Regions from separate parts of the Mus musculus genome. Here regions 1 and 3 are each linked to region 2. The links are chromatin loops, found by intact Hi-C in ENCODE. Cell type or tissue: heart. All regions are shown on one strand.

Region 1 (8,000 bases), 380 kb after region 2:
ATGAGGACAGGAGCCCAGCTGCCCCCATTGTCCCTCACCGAGGCCTCACTACCTACAGAAGCACTTGAGTGGCAGCAGTAGGCACTCAATACTTGTAGGAGAGCGTTTACATCTCCAAAAGAGGCTGAGATAGAAAGTTTCAAGAATAATTGTTGGGAAAGGACTCTAACTCCACGTCACCGCAGAGTCAAGTGCCTCCCAGGCTTCCTGTTTCTTTCTGGGTTGCTTAAAGGATCCTTCAAGGAAGCAAGGGCTCATTTTGACTCACAGTTTCAGGGGCTGGTCATCAAGGCAACAGGTCGTCATGGCAACAGGTCATCATGGCAGCAGGCACTTGAAGCAGTGGTCCACAGTCATGAGGAAGAAAGCCATGAATACTCATGTTCAGCTCATTTTCTTCTTTCAGAGTCATGGATTTCAGCCCATGGATTAGTACCCCCACCCCCAGAATTGAATCTCCCCACATCAATTAGCCTAATCAAGGGTATTCCCCATGGGCATGCCCAGAGGTCCATCTCCCAGGTTATTCTAGATCTTCTTAAGTTTACAGTGATTTTTAACCATTACTAGAACACAGCTCTATTGAAGACAGAGGGCTTACCTTTTTCTAGGTCTAGTGAAGTCTAGAGGACAGAGGACAGGCACTGCAGGAAGTCCTCTGCATAGCAGAAAGCCTGGTGGTGTAGAGCTCCCTCTAAGAACCAGACAGGGGAGGGTATGCCCTTTGTCTAGGTAGAAGCTAACCCTCTGTGGCACACCCAGACTACAGTTGCCTTGCCACAGGGCCAATTTGATACTTATGCCCAGAGCTCGAAAATAAAACCCCAGGAACTTTGAGCTCCAAGGATCTGCCCCTGGGCGGACTCTGGGCTGGATGACAGCCATTTTTCACCTTCCATATTAAAGACAGAGAGGGCAGAGCAGTTCTGTTCACCTGCACAAGCCAAGCACTTCCTGAAAACTGTCTCTTCAGTATCACGCCGCCTGTCAGCTCTGCTCCAGTCTGTTTTAAATAGTCTGTCTTTATTGCGTGCCTGGCTTTCCGATGGGGATGTCCTGCTGAGCAGTCTTTTAAGGTGATTCTCCACTCCCTCACTTCCGAGGTTTCGAGTTCTTCAGTGAAAAGTTGTGGTCGTGTCAGGAAAGTGAATCATGTCAAAGGGGGGGGGGGCGGGGCGGGGAGGAAGAAATGAGTGACATGCAAGCGCTAAAGAAAGTCACTCAGGCGTAGCCTTCGCTTGATCATCGACACGCCCACTCCCCCAGCGGGTAGTTTAGGCAACAGCAGCTCCACAGGCTCACTAGGTCACAGTCAGATCCGTCTCCCTCCAATCTCCTCTCACTCAAAGAAGCATGTCACTTTTCTCAAGGCCCATCCAGTCGTTGGCCCATTCTGATTATGTGATACAATACCCAGGCCGTTCAGCTCATTTCCGGCTTTGCAAGAACCTAAAATCCTCTCTGTTAAATCCTCCTTTAAGATGAGGGAACGGAAGGAAAAGGGCTGACTTTCTCTCTCTCTCTCTCTCTCTCTCTCTCTCTCTCTCTCTTCCTTCCTCTTTCTTTCGTTCATTCTTTCTCTCTCTCTTCTTCTTCCTCTCTCTTTCTTTCATTCAGGTATTTTATTTATTTACATTTCAAATGTTATCCCCTTTCCTGGTTTCCCCTCCGAAACCCCCGTATCCCATCACCCCTCCCCTTGCTCATCAACCCACCCACTCCCCCTTCCCTGTCCTGGCACCCCCGCCTCCCCTTGCTCACCAACCCACCTTCCCTGTCCTGGCAAGGGCCGCTTTCTTTATCTTCCAGCAAGAAAAGAGTTTGTGTGACTGAGGACTGCGGTCCCTGGGTGTGAGCAAACCTTGGAGACGTCTGAGATACTTGATATGTGGTGGCCTCACATGCTACATGCCTCAAGCAATTTGAAGAACACAGGGAAAACCAAGAGATCAAGGAAGGCCACTGGAGGCTGCAGGGCTGTGGGGCCGAGGGTGTGAGAGCTTGGGTCCCCCTTTCTCTGTGCTTAACAGTGTAGTCAGCCAGAGGCAAAGCTAGGGCCACAGCTTCTAATCTGGAACACAGAATGAATTCAATACGCTCAGCGAAACTCATCCCTTCTTCTCCTCCTCCTCAGGCTCCAAGGAGCTAAGTCGACAGCAGAGGGTGGTGTAGCAGAACTGTGTGAGGAATTCATTTTGCAAGTCTGAGATGCCTGCCAGCCAGCATTTTCCTACAATAAGTCAGTTTGCAGGGACTAAATCTGCAACTTCGTCCCCAATAAAACAGAAACTGGGAGCTTCCTTAGCAACTGGAAGCAAGACCACAGTGTTAACAACTCTTCAATAGACAGGGGCCCTAGGCTACACAGCCCAGTGGAACTCACCATTCCTCTGAGAGCAGGAATATGCAAAGCTTTAGGTTAAGCCTCCAAAATAAAAGCTATGTATGCTTCAGCATATGCAGTTTTAAAACAGTCATTTGGATGACATACTTATACCAAAATGTGTTTAAAATTTGTGTGTATACTGGCATGTACTTGCATACCAAGTATTTTCCAGAACATTCATGTATAACCTTCATATTAGAAAGGGCATTACAGTGCTCAAACCCCCAAAACTTCTTAGAGGTGTGACCTTGGCAGTGTTAGAGTATATAAAAGGTATTGATTTGGTGGAAAATTTGGTCTCTAGCTTAAAACCCAGCTGTGCTATTGACTTTCTGTATAATCTAACATACAGTCCAATATGGCACTCACTTTGCTGGGATGAATTTTTCACCTGTTAAATGGAATTCCTGCCTACTTACACTTTAAGCATCAGCGGCGTTCATGATGCTCCTGGGAGATGCCCTGGATATTCTCAGTGATGGTAGCCACTGCAGATGCCTTTGAGAGCTGGGTTGCTTATGAGTGAAGTGGGGACAGGTCCTAAGTCAGCAATGCCCCAGGCACAGGAAGGTGTGTTTGTAACTGAAAGGGGTGCAGCTTGTTGGGGAACACGCTGGGCCTGGTGAGGCAGGAAATGTGGCTGCTGATCTGGGCTCTTCCAGACACAAGGCTTTGGCTAAGTGCATGCTTGTCAGTTGTACTCAGCGTGTGCGTGTGTCTGTGTGTCTGTGTGTCTGTGTGTGCAACACTGCTTCTTCCATCGGCAGGAGGATTGTGATCTCGCTCAAACCTCTGACCTTCTCTTGGGAATCTCTCTATGGTGCTTTCTTGGTGGCGAGTTCTATATCTGCAGAGCTAGATTAAAGGGTAACTCACCGTCTCAGAAGACAGAAACTAGAGTATAGAATTGGAAGAAACATGGAGCTTTCCCCTTGCACAGAGCAGCTGCCCACAAAAGGCTCAGCCCACTGTGAAAAGACTACTTTGATTGGCAACTTCTGGCTTTCACAGGCTCTGAGGCCTCTATGCACTATGGCCATACCTAAGATGGGCAAACAAACACCTCCTTTCACACAGGTGGCATCTGATACCCCCTGGTGGTGCAGTTGAGTAACTCTGGGAGAGAAGCCTTTCTATTTTGCTCTTAAACACCTGCGAGGCTTTTCAAGAGCGAAATCGCCTTTTAATTAGTGGCCTGCTAACTCCTGTTGAGAAGGAAGCCTTTGTGGCCAAGAACGAGGCACCGTGTGCCAGGCCAAGCCGAACTAGACGTTAGCACTTTTGGACAGTTGCCTAGGGTTGCTAATCTGCAAAAGGGCTGAATGTCATTAGAATAATTGGGGATATGGGGCCAGTTAACTCCAGCTTTCAACTGCAGTTCTGTAGGTTAACAGATTAAAAAAAAAGGAAATTGGCTCGGATCCCATTCCAAATACTGAGTAAACTCTATTCTTTCAGATTTTAAAGTGTGGCAGGAAACTACCTTCCAGGAAGAGAGGCTGGTGAAAATATTAATCTTGCTAAGATAAAGCAATGTGTCCTCTTTGGACCAGTGTCTACTTAATGTTCTTGTAGATGGGATTCAGGCATGGGTCAAGATATGTAAGCTTGGAACACGGGCTGGGTGAGGCTGATCAGTGGTGGGTGTCCAGGGGAAGAGAGATGTTATTGGAAGGAATGGGATCTGGGAAGGGAGGTGGCTGGGACAAGAAGGTGAAGTGCTTGGAGGAGAGGTGTCCCCACGGGCAAGAGGTTGTCTCAACAGTTGGGAGTGGAGGACACAAAGCTCAGCTGGGAGATTTCTTTCCCCCTAGACCTCCAAATCCCCACTGGCTTCTTGGTTCCTACTGCAGAATCATATTTGAGAGGGCAGTGGACATCAAAGCCTGTGAATTTTATTCGGAGTAAACCAGTTTCCCCACCTCTTTACCAAATCTATGCTGGCTATTCAAACCATGTCTCTTTTCCTCTTCTTTTAACTGGGCATCCAATTCTTCACGACCGGGGGCTCACACCTAGTCTTGTCCCAGTGCCAGGAAGCACCGTGTGGCACATTCTTTATGCATCTCACATGAGATGGAGTGATTGAGTCTGAGGCCAGGGCAAGGGAAACTAAATTGGTTTAAGGTCCACACCAGGCACAAGAGAGTGGACTCCCAAAGCAGTCTTTCTTTGGTTCAGGCTGTTTTATAACCTTGTAGGCTATTTTACATGTGTGGTGTTGGGGCCCTTATTCCGGGGGTGAGAAGCTTGGCTGAGAGAATTGTACATATTGTCAAATCATAGGGAAACATTTCCCCTGTGCTCACAGATGCCCCTTTAACTGACAACTTCCGGACGAGAAATTACCAGGAGGGTTTAGAATGTGGGGCAATGGAGTGCTGGCGAGAAGTTTGTCAGTAAAGTGTAGTGAGGGAGTGGGGAGGCCTGGGAGATTTGGGGTTCAAGGGAAGTGGGGAGTCTGTTTTCTCTGTTAGGTCAGGTAATATGAATAACATGTTCCCCCCCAGTGAAGAACCTGGAGCTACACTGACTATGCAGAGAGCTTCCAACATGCTCTCATCTCAGCAGCAGAGGGAGGTAGAGAGTAAAAAATGAAATGGTGTGTGTGGACCCCTCTGATGGGCACCGCCACAAGGCTGCATGACTGAAGCATTAACTGAGAGTCTCGGCACAGTGCAGGGTTGTGTGTCAGAAGACAGAAAAGCTTGTTAGGCAAGGGTTGAGGAGACAGCACAGGGTCGAGGGGGACTAAATTCTTAAATAGTTCACACTGAAAATGGCTATTCTTCTGATCCTTTTTTGGCTTGCGGCTACTTGGGAGGACCAGGGACTAGGGGCCACCAAGTGGGAACAGATTCGAGGGAAGAAAGCAAAAACTGAACAAGTGCTGCAGCCCCAGAGCAGCCCACACTGCCTCCCTTCCTCCATCAAGCCCCTCACCACATTCGTGAGGTGAGGTTAGACCAAAAAGGCAAACCCTGCCCTGAAGAAAGCCCAGGAACTACAGGCTTTCGTGGGCCGCTGCAGGCTTTCGTGGGCTGCTGCAGGCTTTCGTGGGCCGCTGTAGGCTTTCGTGGGCCGCTGCAGGCTTTCGTGGGCTGCTGCAGGCTTTCGTGGGCTGCTGGCCTTGATTCACCTACGCACTTCCCAGAAGGCTGGGGAAGCCTGTGGCAACTGTGACTGCTGTTCTAAACTGTTTTCCATTCCTACAGACCTAGAGGAGCCTACAGGCCAGAGGCAGTCTACAATCCAGACCAGTTTCCTTTGTACTCTGTTTCAAGATTCCCAAGATTCATTCCCACAGAGTGAGCCCCGGTGCCCACTGGGGCTCTGGTATGTGTGGATGCTCTTGTGTAACAGAGTGAGCAAAGGGTTGTGCTTGTGTTTTTGTGTTCACGTGTGTGACTGAAGGCGCTCACACAACAGCTTGTGTGTGAAGGGTAGAGGACCTCTGGTGTTGGTGGCCCTTGAGCTTCTGGGCATTCTCCTGCCTCCACCTTTCATCTAGCTGTAGGAACATGGGATTACAGATGCGGATCAACACGTCCAACTTCATATGGATGTTTGGGAACCCACGCTTGGGTCCTCATGTGTTCATGGCGAGTGCTTTACCTGATTAGGAAGTTCCAAACATCAAATTATCACATGTGCATTTTGCATGGTAATTCTGTTTTCTCTCCCATCGATAAGCCTGTTGAGAGGTGTCTGCTTTGGAGTTCCTTGGATCTCATTTACCTGGTACACTGCTCAGGCGCTGCTATTAACAGCACATGGACAGGTGCCAAGAAGGGGGGGGTGGGCAGAGCTGGCTTTTGAGCATCTAAACCTGAGACTCTCGGAGGAAATGTGGGGGCAGTATGGATTGAATAGCCATCAGAGATTTGGCACAGAATTCTCCTTCACCAAACCCTTGCATATGCCAATGCAGGCCACTCTCAGTCCAGGACACACTGCTCTGTGGCATGGCTGCATATTCACAAAACCCAGCGAGCGATTCAGAGTTATGTGCAGGCATGAGAATACACCATGTTATTAAATGACAGTACAGCTGTGTGAGAATCGAGAGATGGCAGTTGGTGTTGGAAGCTGAGCAGAAAGAACAAGGCAAAAACAAGGCCAATCAGATTCTAGTGATTCATCTTATTTGCCATTTATTATAAAAATGTAATCTTTTTACATAAAAGATGCTTTAAAAACAGCAAAATTTACCCAAATCTACCAAATGTAGGGATTTGAATCCAGGGGCCAAAAACATGGAACATAATCATACATTTTCTAGTAGTTAATTCCAGATACACATTTCCAAGTATATGGTAAAAGGTAAAAGGGCAAATGCCGGCCTCCACTGGGAGCTAACAAAACTAAGTATCTCCGCCCAAGATCGGGTCATCCTTTTACTTAGCATGAAACTTAGAACTTTAAGTCTTACTGTACAGTGTGAATATAAAGACAGACAGACAACAGAGATGAGTGCAGACACATCCATTCTAACCCTACACCTTTCTGTATTTAAAAAATTGCACCATGTCTGTTAGAAATAACGAACATGCAGAAGGCATTCATAATTGTTTTTTTCTCAGCTATGGTGTATTTTGTGATAAATTCAAAACTTAAATATAAAATTAAGTTCAATTAGAAGCTATCTCAGCTCAATACTCTGACTCATATAATCTGTTAATACTTCAGTGTTTATGAAATTGTTCATGAAATTGTTTAAAAAAAAGGTTTAGAGAATGCAGTTTATGAAGTCCATTGCAAAAGGTACATAGCAGACACTTGTCACTGGATATAGACACCATGGACAAGAGACAGAAAGGGTCCCCTGATTTAGCACAGCACACAGGTACACACCAGACACTATTACACACAGGACACTCTGCAGCAGTTGTTTGTTTACACTGTCTAAATATATATATATATATTTTTTCATTCAGGATGCAAAATAAGTCTTCCTTCCTCTCTCTAATTAGTCTCTCTTATTTTTCATTCTATAATGCAATATGCGGTTAATGAGAACAGAGACCAGAAGCTGGATTCTTATAAACAGGGATGATCAAGCACAGGCATCGCTGCCAATTCTGCACAAAGAGACTGCGACTGTACAGTGTCCATCAGATTCAGTGAGGTGGGTGAGGACAAAACAGTGTGCGGATGGACCAGTGCCACGTGACTGCAGAGATGGAAGGATTTCCTGAAAAATGTAAGGAAACAGTGACAACTCCACAGAGTAAGTGTTGGCCATTTTCATGAACCCATCAATATCATGTGCTGTTTTAATTAAACATGGTATCAGAATTATGAAACACGAGCAGAACCATTTCATCATCAAAGAATAATGTCATGTGCATAAACCACTTTAGCACACTGCAGCACACAAATTAGAGCTTGCCATTATCACTGAGAACCCAACAATTTCACGTACCCTGATTCAACCTGTTTATTATTAACAGAAATATGCTAACACACAGAAGGTTAAAATAAAATTTCAGTATAATTATGCTGCAGAAATCCACCCTGATGTAGATGAGGGGAAAACTCTGCCCTTGTGGGAACACATGGTATCTTCTTAAACTAAAGTTGATTTTATAGAAACTGAATACTTCGTGATTAA
Region 2 (8,000 bases):
CACCGACGTGTTATCACTGGCCTCCCAGACTCTAGCTGGGTTCATCTTTGTCAGGCTCAGCTTGGTACCCTGAGGGCCCAACCCTCTGTACATAAAGCCATGTGTTATTTCATCTTCTGTATTTCTTACAGCAGACAACAGGTTAATGAATCACAGACAAACAAGTCTATTAAAAGTTTAATGAGAGACGGGGGCTGGACATTTTATGTGCGGAGGTCAGAGGATGCAGGATTGAAGTCAGGCACAGGCTACAGGGACAAGAAGGAAAGGGAGGTTATACCTAGGACCTGTTCTTAAGGGAGTTACATCAGAGAAGCTACGACCTTGAACCCAAGAAGAGTTAGGTGTGTGAACTCACTAATGACCCAGAGTCCTTTCTTCCTCAGCCCCTAACCCTCCACCCACCTCCACACCATCAGCATGAGATATCTGCCACGCCCATAAACACACCAGCACTTTCACACGACCACAATTTCCATTGACTTTTCTGCGCTTCCTCTCTTCCGTCTCTGTCTTCAAGTTCGCTATGAATATCACCTAAGTGTCTAAGGTCTTCATCTGAACCCCAACGTATGCAAACACATCCGCAGTTTCAGGGCAGGATTTTTGTCACCACTTATGAATGAGTTTATTATAGTTTTGCCTAACACCTTGTTCCTACTTTTTTTTCTTAGGTTGCTGTGACTGATGGTTTGTATATACTTGGTCCAGGGAGTGGCACTATTAGGAGGTGTGGCCTTGTTAGAGTAGGTGTGTCACTGCAGGTGTGGGCTTTGAGACCCTCATCCTAGCTGCCTGGAAGCCAGTATTCTATGTGCTAGCAGCCTTCAGATGAAGATGTAGAACTCTCAGCTCCTCCTGCACCATGCCTGCCTGGATGCTGCCATGCTCTGGCCTTCATGATAATGGACTGAACCTCTGAACCTGTAAGCCAGCCCAAATTAAATGTTGTCCTTTATAAGACTTGCATTGGTCATGGTGACTGTTCACAGCAGTAAAACCCTAACTAAGACAATTGCCTAGCTGTCACTGTGAATGCTGAGGGGGAAGGAACATTCACCAGGAGCATTAGCTGCCTACAAAGAATGGAGGGCATTGCATCCCCAACACTAGTGTTGCAGACAGTTGCTGTTTGGAATGAAACCTGGGTCCTTTGGAAGAGCAGTAAGCACTCTTAACTGCTGATTCATCTCTCCAGCCAAACTGGAATGCCCTTTATACCTAAGACTCACTTGAAGTTTCTCCCTGATTTTAATTCAGGACTTTAAAAGAATGAAGGCATCTCCAAAAGATGAAAGGAATAATAGTAAAATAATAATTTTTGTTACGACCTAAATGCTAGTGAGTATTCAAAGCACTTTGCATATGTTACCTACATGGGATATGTGTCCTTCCATCACCCTCAGTTTGTGCATGAGGTAACCCTACTTGCACAGGATGCCCAGCTAACAAAGCATAAAGAGTCAGACTGTCAGCCTGGCCCTAGAGCCCAAGCCTGTGTGTCTGGCATACTAGTAAAGTGCCTACTGTGTGCTACTGAGCAGCTGTCTTATGCCAGGAAGTTTTTTAATAAACCTCTGCAATTAAAATACAATTGCATCATCTCCCCATTTTTTTTCATCTCTCCAACCTTCCCGTGTACAGCTCCTTGCTGCCTCTGATGTCACGACCTCCTCCCCTGGGGAAACTGATTTTCCTGACTCTCAGCACTCCTGTGGATGGGGCCCTGTGAGATCTCCTCCCCCAATGACGACATGTCTGTTAGTCTTCTACTTCTTCAGGTCTTGTTGAGGCACCGTGGGTGACGCTTCCCTGCCACTCCCAGGAGACACAATCTTATAGCAGCTTTCCTGGTCTTCTGGCTCTCACAATCCTTCCACCCTCACCTTCCAAAATGTCCCCTGAGCTTTAGATACAGGAATTACATTATAGATTTGTCAGTGGAATTGGAAACCCCACAATCGCTTGTCCTCTGCATTTGACCCGATGTGTGTTTCTGAACTGATCTCCGGGAGCAGAGTAAGCAACTTTGACGTAGGGTGTAGTGCCAAGGTGTTGGATCCTCCATAGGGTGTAGTGCCAAGGAGGTGTTGGATCCTCCATAGGGTGTAGTGCCAAGGAGGTGTTTGATCCTCCAAAAGAACAGACAGGAGCCAATCTCACAGCAGGGTCTTTATTCTACTCAAGCTAGCTCTGACCCCCGCAATGCACGGCCATCACGCAGGATGGTTTTGGTGATAGGAGAACCTTGAATATCCATCGGGGCAAGGCTTTATTAGTAAGCAGCAAGAGGGGCTGGTGGGGGAAGCAGTGAGTGTGCAAGTATCTAACTGTGGCCTTTAACATAATTGCCTGGTGCTGGGAGTCATATCATAAACTTAGTTCCTGCTTCTCTCTGCATTTGGTGGTTTTTAGCCAGGATTGTAAATAGAGGTGCAAGTTTGTTGGGGGAATAACCTAGTTGGGGGAGATGCTAGTATTGTTGGGGATTAGCCTAGAGACTGGAGCTAGGCTCAGGTTTTCTTGGAGGGGGGCAACTTGGAATCTAGTGCTAGGTACCAGTCTGTTAGTTTACCTGCGTTCAAACTTAGGTCAGGTTCTCTAAAACGGGGTCTGAACTCAAAAGATTTGGCCTCTCAGGATAGCACCTATCTGCAGTTATAAGGATACGTGTGTAGAATGCGGTTAGAAATTACACCGGTTTAAAATGGTGAAATGGGTGGTGGTAATAGACTCCTCTAAGATCCATGACCTCACTAGCCCCAGGTGGTTGGCGAGGTCTCCCACACCTACCACGGTTTCCCTCCTACCGAGTGGACCAATTACACTGAAGAGTCCAAATAGACCGGTGGTGGTTACTGCCAAGATACCAATGCCACCGTTGCAGCCTCAACGTGCCTGGCCATCGCTGTACATCACCAACATCACTGGTGTTGCAGCTGGGTAGGAGTATTGGTGGCTTCCCTCCCTTGAAAATGTGCCTAGCAGGGCTGGAGAGATGGCTCAGCAGTTAAGAGCAGTGACTGCTCTTCCAGAGGTCCTGAGTTCAATTCCCAGCAACCACATGGTGGCTCACAGTCATCTGTAGTGGGATCCAATGCTCTCTTCTGGAGTGTCTGACAGCTACAGTGTACTCATATAGATGAGTTTTGTTTTTTTTAAAGAAATAAAGTGTGCACAGCAAAGATGGCCTCAAATTGGGGTCCCTACCTGGGGTACAGATTATATATGAGCACTTTTCTGGGAAATATCGTTTGCTTTTCTCTAGGGGATCAGCTAAAACTGTGTCATCTGATCATTTTTGTCTCTTGTATTTTAGCAAAGCAAACATAGATATTTGTTAAAGTTAAGTAATAAAACCCCAGAGAGTGGGAAAGTCTTCCAAGATACTCTCATTTTTGCCTTTCTAACGTGTGATGATCTATCATAGATTTCTACCAGGTAAATTGGGAGCAAATTAGCTAGGACGTCTGCAACTGCAGTGATTGTGAGGATAGACTAGGCTCGGGGCTAAATATGGTTTTACAGTTGAGAGCACCTGCTGTATAATCTTAAGGACAAGAGTTCGGATCCCAGAGCCCAGGTCAAAATCCGAGCAAACCACTCCAGCTCTGAGGGGTCTGAATGTCCCCTTCTGGCCTCTTCTCAGACACACACCAATAAGCAAAATTGGAAAACTAAAGACTAGATGAGGCTCTCCAACTAATCAACTTATTTGCTGTCCTATCCAAGTCTTGTTAAGGAGGTCACCCCCTTGCTGTGGCTGTACCCTTGGAAGTGAACATTGCCTCCTGCTGTCTCCAGCTCCACAGCGATACATTTGGCTTGAGAGATCGTTTAATATGTTTGTTGAATGAATAGGAAAGGGACCCAGGACAGGTTTCTATATCCATACAGTCGTCATTATACATTCAGGCCACACTTAGAAATATAAGAACAGGCACAGCACCTAATAGAAAGAACTTTCCTACAAGGAACAGGAAAAGGCACTACCCTGGAATGGCCAGCAGAGGGCACCACACACCAGATGTAGTGAACGTTGGCTCTGTGTTTTGGAGCACAGGTTCCTGCAAATCAGAGGAAAGTTAATAGAACACCCACCAAGGTAGAGAATGGCTCAGTAGGGCTTTCTCTTCTGTGGGGCTGTGTTCCCACACAGCAGCCCTTCTCTTCAATAGGGCTGTGTTCTCACACCAGCCTCTCTCTTTGAGATATAAAGGTTCCTGATGCCTCCTTTCGTCAGATGCTATTTTTTAGAGCTTATTAAGAAAAGACCGCAACACTACAAACTATATTAAAGTGGTAAGTCTGAAGTTCAGGATATGAAACTGCACATGGGTTTTCATAATTACTTGTTAACAAAACATTTGATAGCCCAAAGCACAGAACAAGACAGAAGGATCCAATGCGTGACTAACGGTCGCTCTTGTACTGGCTTTTCATACGCTCGTGCACGCTGCGCACACTTACTGTACACTAAGACAGAGTATACACGCATTTGACATGGCATGCAGTGTTTATGCATACCAGCATGTGTCTCTGCGAATGCAATGGCAGGAGGTTCTTGGCTAGTTACGTAGTCGGAGCTGCTCTGGATTCTCCTAGTGCATTTTTAGAAGTGTCAGTGCTCCCTGTCTCTCCAGGGACTCTGGCCTGGTGATAAACCTAAAACTGTCACCAGTATTTAGCTGTTGGAAGAAATGTTATTTTGTGTTTCAGTAGCTTGTACTTGAGAAAATGTCAAGTCCGGAAAAAGGAAACTTTGTAGAGATTGACTAAGCACACGTGACCCACTGGGTTTAGTGTTGGTAAACTACAGCAAGCCCAGGAGTCAAGACTGGTACGGACACGCGCCTCCAGCAGCTCTGAAGACTGGCTCTGTGCCAGTATTTTTTTCTAACTGCCCTGAAGCCCTTGGGATGTAATTAGCAAGGACAGTAAAGGGCTTTTAAATGTGAAATATGTTGTGTAAATGCTAAGCCCAGGAACCACACAAAGGATTTGCATTTCTTGGCCATATTTCTCAACCAGAGACAACTTGATGCATCTTGTAGTCAGTTTCTCTTTTGCAACCTAAATCTCTCCAACCTTTCGTCTGGGGAAAACAAAAGGAGGAATTTTTAATGGCGTTCCTACAAATCAAAGACCTAAATTACCTCTTTCATGACTTCAGGAGTGGAGTTCCTGCTTCAATGAAATGCCGGGTTTCACTGTGGGTTTTTTGGATGAAGGCCAGGCAGTCCTCCGACTCCTTGGAGGCAGGTGTTGGCCAGAAGAGGGACAGACTAGGTGCTCCAGGAGAAAACCAGACACCAATCTACTCTACTTTTTGTTGTTTTGCTTTTGTTTTTGAGATCTTTTTATCTTTACTTTTAAAAATATTATTATCATCATAGTCTATATCAAGGCCCATAGCAATAGTAACAAGGTCTTTCTTTCTCTCTTTCTTCCTTTCTTTCTTCCTTCCTTTCTTTCTTTCTTTCTTTCTTTCTTTCTTTCTTTCTTTCTTTCTTTCTTTCTTTCTTTCTTTTCTGAGACAGGCTTTCTCTGTATTTCCGTGGCTGTCCTGAAATTCACTCTGTAGACCAGGCTGGCCTTAAACTCAGAGATCCACCTGCCTGGGCCTCCTGAGTGCTGGGATCAAAGGTGTGTGCCACCATGCCAGGAGCAGGTTTCTTTTTTGTTTGTTTGGGTTGTTGTTGTTTGAGACACGGTTTCTCTGTGTAGCCCTGGCTGCCCTGGAACTCACTCTGTAGCCCAGGCTGGCCTCTAACTCAGAAATCCACTGCCTCTGCCTCCCAAGTGCTGGGATTAAAGGCGTGTGCCACCACTGCCCGTCAGGTTTCTTTTTAAAGCGTAGTATTAAATATTAAATGCGCCGAAGCTTGACCGGAACTCAGTTTTCTAAGAGGAGGGTTCTTCTAGAATTCTTCCTCTTGCTTCAGCAAAGAAGTTGGTTTTAAAGGCGCTTGGGAAATTCCTCTCCACCCCCTCCGATGGGAGCGCTTAGAGCGAGGGGTTCGGTAGAGCCGCCTTCAAAGCCATAGTGGGATTCCTGACAGTTGGGGACTCCATGGAATTGGGCTAAAGCTGCTGCCACCACCCGGACACGGAAAATCTAATGAGACTGGAACCATATGTCAAAGTTTCCAGGAAAGAAGCGCTCAGGAACCTGAGCAGCATGAAGGCCGGCTCCAGGGTCTGTACCACAGCTAGCTGAGGAAACGCTCGCCCATCTGACCCACCGTGGTGGCCTCGACAAGGTCCTCGGCAGTAGTAACATACATGGCGGGTACTGCACCACTCAAGCCCCAGGAGCATGCCTGCTCTTGTCTGCTAATTCTTAGGAGGGGCAAACCGGCCCACTTTGCCACAGTGAAGGCAGAAATGCACGTGATGGAGAGGTAGAGGAGCCGTGGCTGTGGGGAGCCGGAAGGGGGAATAAAGCCAGGAGACGAAACTCCTATAACCAGTAGAGCGACTCCATGACTCTTCCATTTTATATGTTACAAAACTGTTGTCATATTGACAATGCTTCAATCTTGACTCATAGTCGGGGCCCCTTGGACCACAGCTAAGAAGCTCCCCTGAATGGATGTTGCGTGTGATGAAATGAATCCTGGAAAGACTTCATACATAGCACCCTATACTCTGCTCAGAGCCAGTAAGACCTGGGTCAGGGCTCTCGCCATCTTTATACTGACTGTTGACAGCTTATTTTTTCCCTTCTTGGATTTGTGGACATCAGTATTTACAGAGGTTTTACATATATGGCTGTGTGCATGTGCACACACCTGAATATGCTCTTTTTTGAAAGACCTGCATTGCATTTTTGACAGACTTCTGTAGATTTCACGTTAAGAAAACAATAATCCAGCTGGGCAGGGTGGTGCACATCTTTAATCCCAGTACTGGGAGGCAGAGGCAGGTGGATCTCCAAATTGGAGGCCAGATTGGTCTACAGAGTTAGTTCTAGGGTAGATAGCCAGGGCTACACACAGAGAAACTTGTTTCAAAAAACTGAAAGGAAAATACAATGCTTGTGAAAGATGCTTACCATCCTTAGTTGTGGAGATCAAATTAAAACTATACTAGCATATTACCATGATGTAATAGATGACTGAAATTAGACACAGAGACTATGTGGCACTCTCAGTACAGATGGTGGGAATATAAAATGATACAACCACTATGAAAAACAATTTGGCTTTTACTTACCATGCTGGTTAGGTTTTTGTTTTGTTTTGTTTTGTTTTTTGTTTTTTTGTTTTGTTGGGCTTTGTCAACTTGACACAAGCCAGGGTCTTCTGCTAAGAGGAAACTTCAGTTGGGAAAATGCCTCCATTAGAATTGGCTGCTAGGTAAGTCTGTGAGCCTTGGAAGGGCCCCGCCCACTGTGGGCGGTGTCATCTCTCCGCAGGTGGTCCTGGGGTATAGAAGAAAGCAAACTGAGCAAGAAAGGAGACACAAGCCAACAACGTCTTCTGCTTCCGTTCCTGCCTTGAGTTCTTGCCCTGACTTCCCTCAGTAATGATGTGATCTGAGAATGGCAAGCTGGAACAAACCCTCTCCTTCCTACATTTTCTTTTTTTTTTTTTTTTTTTTTTTTTTTTTTAAGATTTATTTATTTATTATATGTAAGTACACTGTAGCTATCTTCAGATGCACCAGAAGAGGGCATCAGATCTCATTATGGGTGGTTGTGAGCCACCATGTGGTTGCTGGGATTTGAACTCCGGACCTTCGGAAGAGCAGTCGGGTGCTCTTACCCACTGAGCCATCTCACCAGCCCTTTTTTTTTTTTTTTTTTTTTTTTTTTAAATTTTATTTATTTTATTATTATATGTAAGTACACTGTAGCTGTCTTCAGACACACCAGAAGAGGGAGTCAGATCTTGTTACGGATGGTTGTGAGCCACCATGTGGTTGCTGGGATTCGAACTCTGGACCTTCGGAAGAGCAGTCGGGTGCTCTTACCCACTGAGCCATCTCACCAGCCC
Region 3 (8,000 bases), 350 kb after region 2:
GAAAAGAAATGGAGTCAAAGACACCTCCACGACACCTGCATAGTAACGTCAACCTCATTAGTGTAATATATGTTCACAGATGAACCAAGATGAGAGACACAGCCAACATTTCTGGGATGAGGGAGAAAATCCTGGGAATGTATAGTCCATGAGATACAGTTGCCAAGAGCAGCTGATGGGAGAGGACACAGTGGTCCTCTGGGTCGTTTCAAATTATTCATTTAGTTGCAATCAGTCAAAAGAACACCAGCTTTGGAAACAGACTGTCCTTACTCAAAATTCAAACTCTGTTGCAGATCAACCAGGGCGTGGCAAACTCTGGAGAGGTTACTTTATGCTCTTAATTTCTGTTTTCTTGTGCAGGTGTTATGGTTAGTTTTAGGTGGTGGGGGGAGCCTTTGGATAATGGGACAAGGGGTAACATTGAGAACTAAAGAGAACCAGATGTGGTGAACTCACATGTGTACTTCTATCACTCAAGAGGCTGAGGCAGGAAGATTGTCAGGACTGTGAGGTTAAGACTGGGTGGCAAAGCAAGACTGTGCCTAAACAAACAAGGGCAAGCAGTATGGTGCCCGACTGCATCCACTCAGGATATTCCATCTGCATGGCATTGCCAAGTCATAAACTCTGAGCCCCATTCTATAAAATGGGTATGGAACCATCCCTCTTAGGATGGGAGAGACACCAGGCCAGACAGTTAACGTAACAGAAATGTTTTCAAATCATTAAGACAAGTCTTGCTAAATAAGTATAACTTTTATTTCATTTCTCTTTAAACTTGGGCTTTATTACCATGGTGCCAATGACTATGGATTAAAGTACTACAGAAGATTTAAAAGTCACTGGCAATCAGTGGTGGTGCACTCCTTTAATCTCAGCACTTTGGAGGCAGAAGCAGACAGACCTCTGAGTTTGAGGCTAGCCTGGTCTTACAGAGCAAGTTCCAAGACAGCCAGTTCCCTGTCTCAATCAATCAATCAATCAATCAATCAATCAATCGATCAATTAAACATAATAATTTGATAAAAACTGGGTATTTGGAAATTAAAATATTTCTGACTCTGAATTGTTCTTTAAAAAATAAACTTTACATAAGAGTTCAAGTTGTTCATTTCTGTTAGAATTCTTACAACTTTTTCTTTGCTAAAAAAGTTTCCTCTTTAAAATAAAAAACACTCCTTGAGGATGTTACTCAATTGATAGGCTGTCTAGCATGAACAAAGCCTCAGGTTCAATCCCCAGCACAGAATAAACTGGGTGGTGGTGCTCCAGTAATCCCAGCACTGTGAAGATCAGAGGTTCAAGGTCTGAGGCCAGCCTGGGTTACACAAGACCAGTAAAACAAAAACAAAAACTCACAATATTTCATCAAAGTGCCTGAAAATCTGAGAAACAATAGATGAGTGTTGCTAGCACTAGTTCAGGCCATTTTGCTTATGAGAAATGGTTAATTATGCTTACCACCTTTTACACATAATGAGGTGGTGGCCCCTAGCTGCTAGCAGTCTAGAATATAAAAGAGGGAAATGTTTGTACTTGCAAAAACTGCCCTCCCCATCTCTCAGTTGGTCTAAGTCATAAGAAATTCAAGTATTATAGACTAGAGATGTGTAGATCTAATCTGATAGCTTGGTCCACATATCTATTGGGAGTGCAAAATCTGAGTAAAAGTCTATCAAGTTCAGATTACAACGAGGGTTGGTGGCTTTCTACAAATTATCAGGAAATGAAGAGAAGCGTGTATAGAGCTTTGGTGCTGGGAGTGTTGCAGAACTGCGTGAACCAAGTGGTTTAAAATTACTCGTATTCCCCTGTCGCCCAAGTGGCATCTTAATGTCAGTCCACTCTACATCCTTGTCCAAGCTTCAGCAAAGCACTGCATACTCGGCAGAAATGTGACCGTTAGCTAAGGCCACACTTCATATGCTACTGCAGTCTGTAGATGTGAAACAGCACCTCTAAAGGGTAATAAGGCTCTATGAGCCAAACCTGGACACTCCCACAAAGATCAATTAGTCTTATTTTTCACTTTAAGGAGGATGGGAGCCCAAAAATGTTTCCTAACTAATTTGTTGCGAGTTTAAAAATACTTAAGGAGTTGGAAACTCAGTAAAGCTCTGCCCTCAACCTCTAATAAAACATCCGCATTAAGCATGGGGACTAGATGTGGGCTGAGCCGTTGCAAAGAAAGGTAACTTGAAGGATTTTAAAATAACTGAAATCTGATGTACACAGCCAAGTGTTGGGGGAGGGAAACATTAGCTGCTGGAAAAAAAGAAAGGCTTTGGCGTCTATAGAGCACACCCTGAGGCTCCCAAGGGGCTAACTCCATCCCAAACACCTCTACGCTGGAGAAGAGAGAGAGAGAGAGAGAGAGAGAGAGAGAGAGAGAGAGAGAGAGAGAGAGCCTGCTAGCCTGCTAGGGTCAGTTTGGGATGAAGGCAGAAATCCTGGCCGCAGTTGCTGGCCTAGACACCTGGCCTCCAGGGTCTTAGGATGCAGAGCAGCCCCCTCCGGCCCCTCTGGACTTGCAGGTGAGCGGACTAGTGCTCACTGGATCTCTGTGTAGACCTTCGATTTCCCCCTCCTTCCTCAAAAAGTGTAACTTCAGGCATCTTCCAGGGAGGAGAGGGGGTTGGGGAGAAGAGCAGAAAAAACAGGCCCCAGCATCTCCGGGGGTTTTGAAGGTAGGGAAGGAGAATGGCCATCCCTGCAGCAACCGCGTTTTCTCCTAGTACGCCCCTCCCCCAGTCCCCAGAACCTAGCGGCCAGGCTGTACTGGGCTCCCGGCTGGGGGTCCCTGGCGCGGACGCCAGGGCCCGCGTGGGTTGGGTGGGGTTGGGGTTAGCGGGATCCCCGAACCGCACGCTGAGTAGGCGACCACAATGTGCCTGTCCCAGAGCCCTGGGGAAGCAGGGTCACGAACGAGGGAGGGTGGACGGGTCCAGGCTGGGGCGCGCCCAGAGAACCGAGGCTAGTGGCAGGGTGCTGGCCGTCCCTCTCCATCCCTCCGCGGGTCCCCGGCACTTACCTCTGGGGGCGAGGGTATCCGCAGAAAAGGATGCCAGGGCGCGGCGAGCTGTGTCCGGGTTGGGCTCAGCGGCGGCAAGCGACCGCGGCGTCGCTGCTCATGGCTTGTCGCGCTCAGAGTGCTGCGGCCACGGCCGCGGCGGCGCCTCGGTCCTCGTCTTCTTCGCGGGCTCTGAGCCGGGACGCAGCTAACGCCCCAGCTCCGCAGCCCTGTTCCTCCTCCCCGGTGCCTCCCCGCCTGCAAGCGGAGCCGCCTCCAGCGCCGCCCCGCGCGCCGCCTGGCCCGCGGCAGCCAGCGCCGCCCAGCGCCCAGCCCCGGGGTCGCCGTCGGCTGCCGAGCCGCCGCCGCGGTGCCAGCCCCGCTGTGACGCAGGCAGCGATGCCCGGGAACTTCCTCCTCTGCCGAGACCACCAGGCGTCCAGGGCAGGCGGGCCCGCGCTGGGCGGGCCCCGGGTTCCCCACCGGGAAATCAAGCCTCTCCGCGGCTGGATGATTCCGCTGCTCAGAGCTGCCTACCTGGTTGGCACAGCAGGGAAGATCGGTCCTCTGCCTCCTGTGTGCAACCCTAACAATGCCAAAAAGCGGGTGGTTTCTGTGAGCCCGCCATCCGCTCTTACACCGCAGCTCCTCCCTGGGCTAAGTTGAAGCAGAGCGGCTGCTGCTAAAAATAGCCCTCCTGGGAACTCCCAGAGGGTCAGGTTGGAGATAACCCCTCCCCAGAGAATGAAAGGTCCAGGAAGCGGGTGGAGAGGGGGCGGTGGTATATATGAGGGGAACAGGGAAGAACGAAAAAAATCCGATGCCCGTAGTTTACAAAGCCTTAAGACCCTGGGCAACCTCAATCCCATTGACCAGCTGGCAGGAGTCCCTCGTTACTGGACCCTGCAAGATGGGCTTCTGGGCTTTGAGCAGCAGGTGCCGTTCCATATGAAAGCTCCGCCTACGATTTTGTGTGGGCAGAGGTGGGGATCGTGTGTGTGTGTGTGTGTGTGTGTGTGTGTGTGTGTGTGCAAAAGAGTTAACAATGTGCCCCGAACCACCTGTTGTTTAGACGATGTAGGGGAGGGATTCTCTCCCAGCCATTGATCTGAGCCTTGGGTTTGTCTGCCTATCTCTCTGCCCAATTATAGTTTAAAAGCACAAACTAGCATCTTGAAAGCTGGCATCTCCCTAAAAAGAAAAATTGCCTATTGGGGGAAAAAGTGCAGATAAGATCACTGTAGCAGTCGAGAGAGAGAGAGAGAGAGAGAGAGAGAGAGAGAGAGAGAGAGAGAGAGAGAGAGTTTGTCAGTAACCAGCTGGCTGTCCTCAGAGCACTTGACGCAGATAAAGAATTACTCTGCCCTGGCAGTCTGGGAGAGACAGAAGAGGACAAAAACGGGCAGCCAGCAGCCATTAACTAGTTTGTGTGCTCCTGCATGGTGAGTTTATAGAAGACAATCATTTTCCAAGCCATGATAAAAAGCAGGGTATGGGGGCCGTGGGGGAGGAGCCTATTCCTCCTTGCCCGGCACCCCCCCCCCCCAACCTAACTGTTCTTCCTGCTCACAGAATAAAATATTATATACTGCCTCTAATCCCAATGTAGTTGTGGGCTCTGGAAGACAACCTTAAACCCCTTGGGGCCTTAGGGGAATTGGTACAAGCTAACAACCTAGGGTGGGGTGTTCTGCTGAGGAAGCAGAAGAGGTTTGTGTCTCTGGGGGAAAGACAGAGACCAGTTTTAGTAGTCTGCTTTAAGGAAGGGAGAGGGGTGGGAGAGATCCAAGTACCTTGTAAGGCAGCAGGTAGATATAAAAATACTCCATGAGGTAGCTCTAAATTCAAATGTTCTACCTCAGGGACTTGGGTGGGGATGTAGCTCAGGGCCAGTGTCTCAAGGCCTTAAGTTTGGATCACCAGAAAACAAAACAAAACAAAACAAAACAAAACAAAACAAAACAAACAAAAAAACAAAAAGCCAAGCACAAATCTCAGAAGAGCAACTCCTAAAGTTGAAAGCCTTCCTCGCAGTGTCTTGTTCTCCAAACACCTCCCCATGGTGCTTCAGCATTCTCTGTTGTCCTTAGCATCCTGACTGTACGCTGAGGCAGGCCAGCCCACTGCCAAGGACACAGTAAACCCTAGGTTGCTGGTGAAGGTGCAACAGGCATATGTCTCTGCTCTTCCTCTGTAGGTTCAAGGAAGGACTGCTCCTTCGTACACGTCTATCCCGTAATCTAGGTGTAGTACGGCAAGGTGCTGGGAGGATTCCATAAAACGTGCAAAGCAGCAAGAAAAGGGACCAAGCACTTCATGTTGTAAGCACCCAAAGCACGAGATCAGTTGTTGAAGTTATTACTCTTTGCTCCCTGGAAAAGCAAAATAGATTCAGTGTTGAAGTTTGGAAATGAGACTCGCATGCCTCCATCACAAACGTCTCCAGAGCTGCTGTCTGAGTGTATCCAGATCTCCTCTGGGGTGACCTAACAGGACAGGCAGGGCAGTTCTGCAACTGTACACAGGGGTTTGATGATACACGTTAATTATGGAGAGTTACTAGTCTAAAAGCCACAACACCATACTGCTATGGTCATCTCTTTGTTTTTGCTAGCTTACAAACACCAAGTCTAGTCTTTTCACTCCAGTTACCTTAACTAAACTACACACTTAGCAAGCTCCCTATAAAAACATGGGGCAGATCAGCAATCAGGTGTGAGTGCTGGGTGCCAGAGGTCTCAGAAAAGCCCGAGGGCTCTTCCCTTGACTCTAGTGTTCACAAGTTATGGACGAGGGAATCTGGCAAACACATGAAATTGGAAGTCTCCATCTTCAAACTGCAGTTTGAGTTCAGCGAGAGAGGAGGCTGCTGCTGGCTAGCTAACCTGAGATTCTATATTGTCTTTTTATCTTATGTGCATTTCTCCAGCCTTTGCCTCCCACTCTGAGCTAGGGAGAGAACTCATGGCCTCGTTTTCAGCAAGTCCTCTATCCTGGAGCAATTTGACATTTTATTTGAGCTTCCAGATTAAAGCTCTATGTCTAAACTTTACACAGATACAAGTTAACCTCAGATTGTTTGTGATAGAGTGGAATGGATATTTCTGGACTGGACAAGGCTAAGGTCTAGGGTAAGGAACTGTACACATCTGGACTCAATTTCTGTGTGGCTAGCTATGTGGTCCTTAGAGTCTTCACCTTTGAACTTCAGCTCTTATCCAGATCATTCTTTAGGAGTACGGTGAGGTTAGGGGTGTCTCTTGTAGATGGTGTGGGAATGGCAATGCTGTTGCATTGTTTTATTATTAAGTGTACCCCCCAAAAAAATCCCTAAACTGTCATTGTCCTTCGAAAGCATAATTAATCACTTTCTGTCAGGAGCCGGCACCTTCCTGGAAAATGTATTTCTTCTTTGTCTTCTCAGAGCTTTTAGCTTTTCATATCTGCTTCCCCATCAGGTCTAGGACTGTCTCCTCTGCAGGGACTGTATCTTTATCTTTGTGTCTGTAACCAATACCTAGCCCAGGACCTTCTATGAACTCCTACTGTGATTTCCAATTTAAACTTATATCAATTCTTTCCGTATAACTCCTACTATAGACTCTGAAGTCAGAATCCTGTAGCCAGTAGAGAATTTATACTTAATAACTACATATGAAAGTGCCATAAATTTACTTTAAAAATAGTTACACTAAAATTAAGTATTTTATACAGGTACGGCTATAAATAACATCTGATTTTTTTTTTCGATGCTGAAATTACTCTTTAGGGTAATTTTAAAACTATTCTTGTTTTGTCTTGTTTTTAATGTCAGTTGATCCTGTCTGGTAATAACGAAAGTAAAGTTTTAAGCTTGGTCAAAACCACCGGCAGGGTTTTACTCAGAATCTTCTCTCCGCTACCTAGCCTTTTCTGGGTAGAGAAAGGGTCTGAGAAGGAACTGGACTAATAGAAAACATCCTATTTTACGTTTCAGTTAACATTGCTGCAACCACGAGCACTGAGCTGCATGGTAAAACTCTACCTGGAGCTACAGCTTTGAAATCCCTGACTTTACACCATCAAAACCACTAAGACAGCAGGAAGAACAGGAAGTTCCCTGAGAGGTCATGTGGTGATGGCAGCTGAATGTGCACCAGACAAATGACCTAAAAGTAATGGGTCCAATGACCTAAAAATAAGAGACTTTAAAACTTTAAATCCAGGGCAGGAGACAGCTCAGCTGGTATAAGCCTGTTCAAGCCTGGTAACCTGAGCTGGGTCCCTGAAACTCACAGTGGAAGGAGCATACCTACTCACGAACACGCACACACATGTGCACACACCTACACAAACACACACACACACCCCTACACATACACACACACACCTACAGACAGACACACACATACCTACACACACACCTATACACACACCTGCACACACACATACACACACACATACAGACACCTACACACACACCAACACACACACCCTGACAGACACACACCTACACACAAACATACAGACACACACACCTACACACACACACACACACACACACCTACACACACACACACCTACACACACACACAATCACACCTACACAATACAGACACACACGCACACACATATACAGACTCACACAGCACAATACTACATACATACACATATACACCATGCATAAACACACACCACACACATACATACACACACAGCACACATACTACATACACAGCATATATACTTACACACTACATACATATAGAGCACACATACCACATGCACACACACACATATGCACACACTACACACACATATAGGCACACACACAGCACACATACATACTTCATACACACAGGAGTGTGGGATCAAAATGAAGAAAAACACTTCTAGATCAAATCCTTTACAAGACAGAATTGTTTGGCCAGTCCATGTTGTGAAATTTTCCTTGGAAATAATTTTGAATTAGTATGTGTGGAATACATGCTACAGACTCAATAGAAAC

The links. Peaks named below come from ENCODE experiments on the same cell type or tissue, not always from the same donor. Only the 100,000 strongest peaks of a DNase experiment are listed, where the experiment ranks them.
Region 1: a loop joins it to region 2, with 4 times the contacts of the local background. A loop is called at or near these places in 21 of 42 quality-filtered maps.
Region 3: a loop joins it to region 2, with 4 times the contacts of the local background. A loop is called at or near these places in 10 of 42 quality-filtered maps.

What each region holds. Positions count from the first base shown.
Region 1 is chr5:105,488,589-105,496,588 of GRCm38, reverse strand. Lrrc8b (leucine rich repeat containing 8 family, member B) reads right to left here. Exons shown (of 5, transcript NM_001033550.3): 5 at 6,510-8,000. Gm42141 (a long non-coding RNA gene) reads right to left here and starts at 1,167. Exons shown (of 2, transcript XR_880506.1): 1 at 935-1,167; 2 at 1-333. In heart, CTCF peaks have their summits at 1,077, 1,288, 3,485 (motif pointing left) and 4,967 (motif pointing right); a DNase peak (open chromatin) is centred at 1,268; H3K4me3 peaks cover 1,176 bases; H3K27ac peaks cover 361 bases.
Region 2 is chr5:105,864,846-105,872,845 of GRCm38, reverse strand. No RefSeq gene overlaps it. Among named protein-coding and RNA genes, the nearest start is that of Zfp326, 7.7 kb to the left of the region's middle. In heart, a CTCF peak has its summit at 3,999 (motif pointing right); DNase peaks (open chromatin) are centred at 4,015, 4,655 and 4,685; H3K27me3 peaks cover 1,703 bases.
Region 3 is chr5:105,514,665-105,522,664 of GRCm38, reverse strand. It overlaps Lrrc8c (leucine rich repeat containing 8 family, member C), which reads right to left and starts at 3,194. Exons shown (of 4, transcript NM_133897.2): 1 at 3,035-3,194. In heart, a CTCF peak has its summit at 3,305; DNase peaks (open chromatin) are centred at 2,874, 3,344 and 4,474; H3K4me3 peaks cover 3,492 bases; H3K27ac peaks cover 4,844 bases.